2 separate regions of the Homo sapiens genome follow, and region 1 is linked to region 2. A link is a contact called in ENCODE Hi-C or POLR2A ChIA-PET data. All regions are on one chromosome and are shown on one strand. Each heading gives the region's core, a stretch centred on a gene start or an enhancer-like site at or near the end of the contact. The rest is flanking DNA. Distances are from core to core; before and after follow the strand shown. Region 1 overlaps BAIAP2 (BAR/IMD domain containing adaptor protein 2). Region 2 holds the start of RPTOR (regulatory associated protein of MTOR complex 1).

The links. A loop is a pair of places that touch in the nucleus more often than their neighbours do. ChIA-PET counts read pairs that join two places held with the same protein, here RNA polymerase II (POLR2A). Pooled maps may share reads with other maps.
Region 1: a pooled map shows a loop between it and region 2 (3-fold over the local background). The contact joins the enhancer-like site here to the promoter of RPTOR in region 2. A Hi-C loop is called at or near these places in 4 of 50 pooled maps. POLR2A ChIA-PET finds 5 or more read pairs at or near these places in 2 of 52 experiments (MCF 10A and T-cell).

Annotation. Positions count from the first base shown.
Region 1 is chr17:81,093,423-81,096,468 of GRCh38, forward strand. All of the region lies in intron 6 of BAIAP2 (BAR/IMD domain containing adaptor protein 2), which reads left to right. Among named protein-coding and RNA genes, the nearest start is that of MIR657, 30 kb to the right of the region's middle. RefSeq lists enhancers at 1-536, 1,407-1,701, 2,319-3,046. Within about 2 kb of position 1,534, at least 11 of the 41 ENCODE cell types and tissues checked have a DNase peak (open chromatin) inside an H3K27ac peak, as active enhancers do.
Region 2 is chr17:80,543,326-80,546,515 of GRCh38, forward strand. RPTOR (regulatory associated protein of MTOR complex 1) reads left to right here and starts at 1,513. Exons shown (of 34, transcript NM_020761.3): 1 at 1,513-2,466. The coding sequence starts at 2,305. RefSeq lists enhancers at 1,207-2,033, 1,367-1,726, 2,007-2,106, 2,034-2,860.

The DNA of each region.
Region 1 (3,046 bases), core at 284-2,783, 550 kb after region 2:
GCTGGGTTACCTTCCCCTGTTCCCTTTCTGAGATGATGGGGGAGGAGGGAGGTGAGGCAGGTGCAGCCCTCGCTGGCCGGTCGTGAGTGAGGAGGGAGAGATGGCCCCGCATCCCTGGGGATGCTGCCTCCCAGAGACCATGGGGGCTCCGTAGCACCGGCAGGATCATCGTGGGGGTCCTGGGAAGCGGCACTGGTGCTCTGCTCACTGTAATGCAGGGGGCTGGTGGGGGGCATTGGTGCCCCCAGGATCCCCCCTCCGGCTGCCCCCCATCTCTGGGTGTGCGAGGCCTATAGCCTGGATTGAGGTCTGAGAAAGGGGAGAGATGCGTGCTATTTAAAGGGTGTATAATTAACACAGCAGAGACAAAGCACCCTCGTTCAGATCTTCAGAGAAGATAATAGCAGGGCCGGTGATCGCCAGCGTGGAGTCTGGCGACGTGCGGGGGGTGTGAAGCCCATCCTCGTTTTCACAAAGCTCTTCAGGCTAAGGCTGTCTGTGGACAACCCCTCCCCCCCACCACCCCCGTGAGGACAGCCGTGTGGCCATGTTTCTCTGGAGTAACATCTCTGAGGGGTCCTGACCAGGAAAAACAGGAGTGTGAGGAGCCAGGAGCCACGGAGCCCTCTCAGGGCTTCTGCATCCGCAGCTGACACAGGGACCCTCAGTGTCCCCGGGGCCAGGGCAGCCAGGGGTCGGGCACTCTGCTTCCCCAAGCCTCAGGGCTGGGCCACTCGAACATCTTAGCCCCCACTTCTCCTGCATCTTGCCAACCCTTTGCTGGCTCTTGGGGACAGCTTGGTCTGTGATCCTCTAGCCTGTTTGTGTGTCTAGCCCACTGGTGTGGACAGAAGCGACCTGCTGTCTCCTGTGCCCGTGGGCATGTGCTCACCAGACTGTCCATCCCAATACCAAGCTGTGGGTCTGTTGGGACCTGTTGTTCCTGGGCACCCCTTGCCAATCTGCTGAAAGCTCTGGGCCTTTTTCCCAGGAAAATGGGGACCGTCAGGGCTCATGGATCCCTGATCCTGCCAAAGTGGCACTGTTCCCTTCCTGAGGATCTTCCTGTAATGCCTTCCTTGGGGAGCGGAATGACCAGCTCTTCCACCTGCCACCGGGGCCAGAGGGTGCGGCTTACCCTCTGCTCAGCCCAGCCCGGGTCTTGCTCAGAGCACGTGTGTTCAGCGTGAGATTTAAGGGTCCTCCCATCTCCTTTTAACCACCTGCCATGCTGCCCTCCCTCCTCTGCCTGGGTACCGTGCCCATCAGCCTGGGAGGCCTGGTCAGTGGGTTTTAGAGCAGCCACTGGCTGCAGCCTGCAGGTGGCCAGTGACCATGTGCTACTTGGGGCACCTGATTCTCACCCCACACACCACAGCTGACCGGTCCGCAGCCGCATCCTTTCGAGTAAGTGTTACCCATGGTGACAGCTGAAGGCCAAGAATTACGTTCTCATTCATATGCTGCAGGGGACCTGGGGGGTTAAAGAACGTGGGAAAGCTGCAGCAGCCGTGGCGGATGAGGTAAACCAAAGCCGCCTTGGTTTTTTCTGGAATGCCCCTCCCCCACTCTGAGTCACCGCATGCTGCGGAGAGGAGAGATGTGTTCTGATCACTTTTGTCTTCTCTGATCACGGGGCTGTTCAGCCCAGGGTGACTAAGTGGGAGCATTCTGTGGGTCTTAAATGCTTTCAGCTGGGTGTTTCCATAGTGCTGTCGCCATGGCACCCAGCTAAGCACGCAGCCGGTGGCTCAGCGGCGGGCGGGGACTGGAGGGGGCCAGCCACTGGGACTGCCTGCCCATGGGGCAGGCTCAGGGCCGTTGTAAATGGCCGGGCTGCCAGGTAGGAGGTACAGACCAGGCCGTGCTCTGTCCCCTGCACTTTCCACACAGCTCGGACGTGCCCCGTATAGGTCATCCCCGTCCAACAGCAGGTCACAGTTGGCCGGGCCCTGCAGTGCTGGCCGCCACCTCCTCTCCTCCCCGTCCCCGCACCGGCCCCTTGTGTGGTGAAGCTCCTGCCTGGCCTAGATTTCCAGGATCTGCCCTGTACAGTCGTGGCCTCTCTGTATGAGGAGTCAGTGTCCTGGAACAGCAGGTGAGGAGAGGCAGCTGTCATTCCTAGACAGAGTGGCAGCCGCATGTCATGCGCTGACTCAGGCTCTGCCATAGCCAGATGCTCATGTGGGGGCTCCAAGGCAGGAGGTGTCAGCTCCCCCCGTCCTTCGGGGGCTGGCCATCCCTGCCTTGCTGCTCTGGGAACATCTCTCCTCCCTGTCCCCAGGATCTGGAGGGGCCCCGCCAGAGCACCGTGCAGCCGTACTTTCTGTCTCTCCCCCGACTTCCCCTGGGTTTCTCTTGTGACCTGTGTGCCACTCCCAGCCATTTACGGGGCTCCTTTGAGTAAGTGGAAGACTTAAAAATAAAACACCAACTCTCTTCCCGGCCAGGGAGGCTGCCGTACCCTGCTAATGAGGCCAGTACCCCTCGCTGTACTCTCCCCTGGGGAACTGAGCATGAGCGTGAGAAAGTACCGTAGCCTAAAAACCCAGAAACCGCCTGTAGGGTGGGCAACCGGAGCAGCTCCAGGGGCCTTAGTTTGGAAGGTGCCGTTCTCAGGGTGAGGAGACCCAGGGGGCCCTGCAGCCTAGTTTACACTGCTGTCCTGGGGTGACCACTCCAAGCAGCACCTTCTCTTCCCCCGAGTCCTATTCAGACAGCAACCAGTGTGGAGGCCGTGGCTCTGGGCAGCCCCCTGGGCCTGCCTTTTCTCAGTGCCTCAGTTTCTTTTGCCAGGCGTTGGATCTCCTGCTGAGTGCTCTCTGGCCCTGAGCTCTCTGCCCACCATGCTTTCCGGGCCGGCCACCGCTGGAAAAGTCCCCAGGGAGGGCACAGAATCCTCATGATGGGGTGCGTTGGGGGTTTCTCCATGGAACCTCACACACATTCCTGAGGCTGCCCCACTTAAGGGATTCTGGGCACCGAATAGCTCCCTCCAAAGCAGGCACCCCCATCACAGGCCACTCAGAGCCTGGAGGCGCACCCC
Region 2 (3,190 bases), core at 263-2,762:
TGGATGGCCACATGTGTCTAAGCCCCGGAAAACCATCCTGAGAGATCAAGACCATCTTGGCCAGGATGGTCTTGAACTCCTGACCTCATGATCCACCCACCTCAGCCTCCCAAAGTGCTGGGATTACAGGCGTGCACCACCACGCCTGGCCTCGTTTTATTCTTATTTATTTATTTATTTATTTATTTATTTTTGAGATGGAATCTCACTCTGTCACCCAGGCTGGAATGCAGTGGTGTAATCTCGGCTCACTGCAACCTCTGCCTCCCAGGTTCCAGCTCTTCTCCTGCCTCAGCCTCCCGAGCAGCTGAGACTACAGACGCACGCCACCACGCCCAGCTAATTTTTGTATTTTTATTAGAGACGGCGTTTCACCATGTTGGCCAGGCTGGTCTCGAACTCCTGAACTCGTGATCCACCCTCCTCGGCTTCCCAAAGGGCTAGGATTATAGGCGTGAGCCACGGTGCCCTGCCTACATTTGGTTTTATAGTCCACCTTACACAGTTCTCTATACATTGTAAATGAGCCAAATTTCCTGAATTGAAAAAGAGAGTCACACAAGAGGCTTGCCTCCACGCACAGACATGTAGTTTTAGATGTCTGCACGTGAAGCTATATCAAAATAAGAATAAACTACTGCTACCAAGAAGTGGGAAAAAAATTTAAAAAGGATAAACTGCTCAGAAAACGAAACAGATTAAACAAAAAATTGTATTAGATGAAATTTTTTTTCATCGAATCTTGCTCCAGACTCTTCTTCTGTTGCTTCAGACCCTTCTTCATCTGAAGAGTCTTGCTCTGTCTCCCAGGCTGGAGTGCAGTGGCACGATCTTGGCCCACTGCAACCTCCGCCTCCCGGGTTCAAGCAATTCTCCTGCCTCAGCCTCCTGAGTAGCTGGGATTACAGGCGCGCACCACCACGCCCAGCTAATTTGTGTATTTTTAGTAGGGACGGGGTTTCACCATGTTGGCCAGGCTGGTCTCGATCTCTTGACCTCGTGATCTGCCCGCTTCGGCCTCCCAAAGTGCTGGGATTACAGGCGTGAGCCACGGCGCCCGGCCTTTCACTTGGTTCTCTATGAAAAAATTAAAGAGAAAATCTGATTGACACTGTGGAGGACACTACACTCCAAAAAAAAAAGTACTATATTTTCTAATATTATCAGTGCTTTTTAATATTTTCTAATATTATCAGTGAAGCTTTTGCCGCTTTTTCAAAATCTGGAAGAAACAAGGCGGTTGATTCCTTTAATTTCAGGAGCATGTAACTTCATTTATAATGACAATGTTTTTGAAAAAATAAATTAAACCGACAGTTTCATTTGTAGGATTGACTTTAATAACACGCCTCTACTGAACAAATGGCGATTAACTGGGGAAAACGGAATTATGGTAACCGAGGTAACGGGGTCGGGGACTCTTTCTCCTTCGCTGCATGCTGGGTGGCGGGGAGAGACCGCTCTGAGGAGGTTTGGTCTGTCGGCCACGCCGTAGGCCGCGGTGCATTCTGGGTCCTGGCAATATGGCGTCCTCCTTGATGGGCTGATGAGATGAGTTTCACTGTAGCTCCAAACCAGAGGGCAAAGCTCCCATGACCCAATAAGCCCACATTGTCCCTTTCCTCCGTGGTTCCGTGTCGCCCGTTTCTCAGGACTCGTTCTCAGGCAGGAGAGAGCCTCGGGGCTGAAGGCCAGGACCAGCCAGGCCGCGCGGACCTGAGGTTGAGGAACCGGGTGCAGGCGAGCACGATGGGCCGGTCGTGGCTCTGGTTGCAGCAGCTCAGACGAGTGCGGGACCCGCAGGGCTGAGAGTGGCTGGAGGAGACCCAGGGCCCTTTGAACCCGATCCCTTGGCCGGAGACCTCAGCCCAGTCGGCCCAGTGGGCGAACCGGCACCAAGAGCGGCCTGCCTGTCTTCGGAACTGCTGAGGCGGTGGAGGCCGAGAGCAGGGTCATCGTGAGGCCTGAAGTCTCTTACGCTTTTGGCAGCTCCCCTCGCAGCCCCTCTGGAAACGTACAGCCTCAGGAGCAGCCAGTGGCTTGGGACCTGGGGTGGTGTGTGTCTGCGGAGCTTCTTGGGCTGCCCCATTTCCTAGCGGCCCCCACCTCCCCACTTCCCGCTCAGAGTTAGAGATAAGGATCTCAGACTTTTGCCTGAGTAAGGGTCTCCGCACTCTTTATCCATTTGGTTTTCGATTTCCCGTTTTTGTTTCTTATTTCACCAATTCTGGTACACGCTAGTTTTTAAGGCTGGAGGTTCTCGAGCGCTTGCTGCCAAGGACTCCCCCACCCCCTCCCCCACTGATGGAGTCCGAAATGCTGCAATCGCCTCTTCTGGGCCTGGGGGAGGAAGATGAGGCTGATCTTACAGACTGGAACCTACCTTTGGCTTTTATGAAAAAGAGGCACTGTGAGAAAATTGAAGGCTCCAAATCCTTAGCTCAGAGCTGGAGGATGAAGGATCGGGTAAGTGGATTCTGAAGGCACCCCTTGAACTTGGTAGTTTCCCCAACAAAGAAAGTTTACAGCCCGAAAAGTGTCCTTGGGAAAGCGCCGACATTTCCCCCTAGCCACACGTTGTAAGTCAACTAGAAAGCAAAAGCCATTTCAGACTGCAGTTTTTGGTTGAAAATGGAAAATGCTGTTTTGGTTAGTCATTATTCACTGGGTAGTGTTAATTCAATTCCAACTAAGTTCTAATTCAGATAATAAAAGTTAAGCAAATTTGAAAATAGAGCATTGCGAGTATTTACATGCTCTTTGGCATACTACTTAGTTCTGTAAACACTTAGAGGAAGGACAACGTGCGATATAATCTTTATACCCACATGATTAGTCTACTTTTTAAAATATCCAAGCTGGGTGAAGTGCAGAAGTCTGATATACTATGCTAGGAAATGAGATTACTGGAAAATGTTCAACTAGTAACAAATTAGTGCAAAGTTATTATAAAGTTACACTGAACTTCATTCTAGTCTTCTAAACAATTTCTCTTGAAGCTAGATTTTCCTCCTTTTATGTAGTGTCCTGTTGCTGTAACTTGGAAACAGGATTTCTTTAATCGTGAGTTAGGGTATGAGGCGTCGAGACTTGGGTGCAGGTTTTAGGGTGTCCGCATGGTGTTTGGAGTGTGGAGAGTGACTCACAAGCAGCTGGTAGGAAAGAAAACAGCCGAATTTTGTTGGATTTG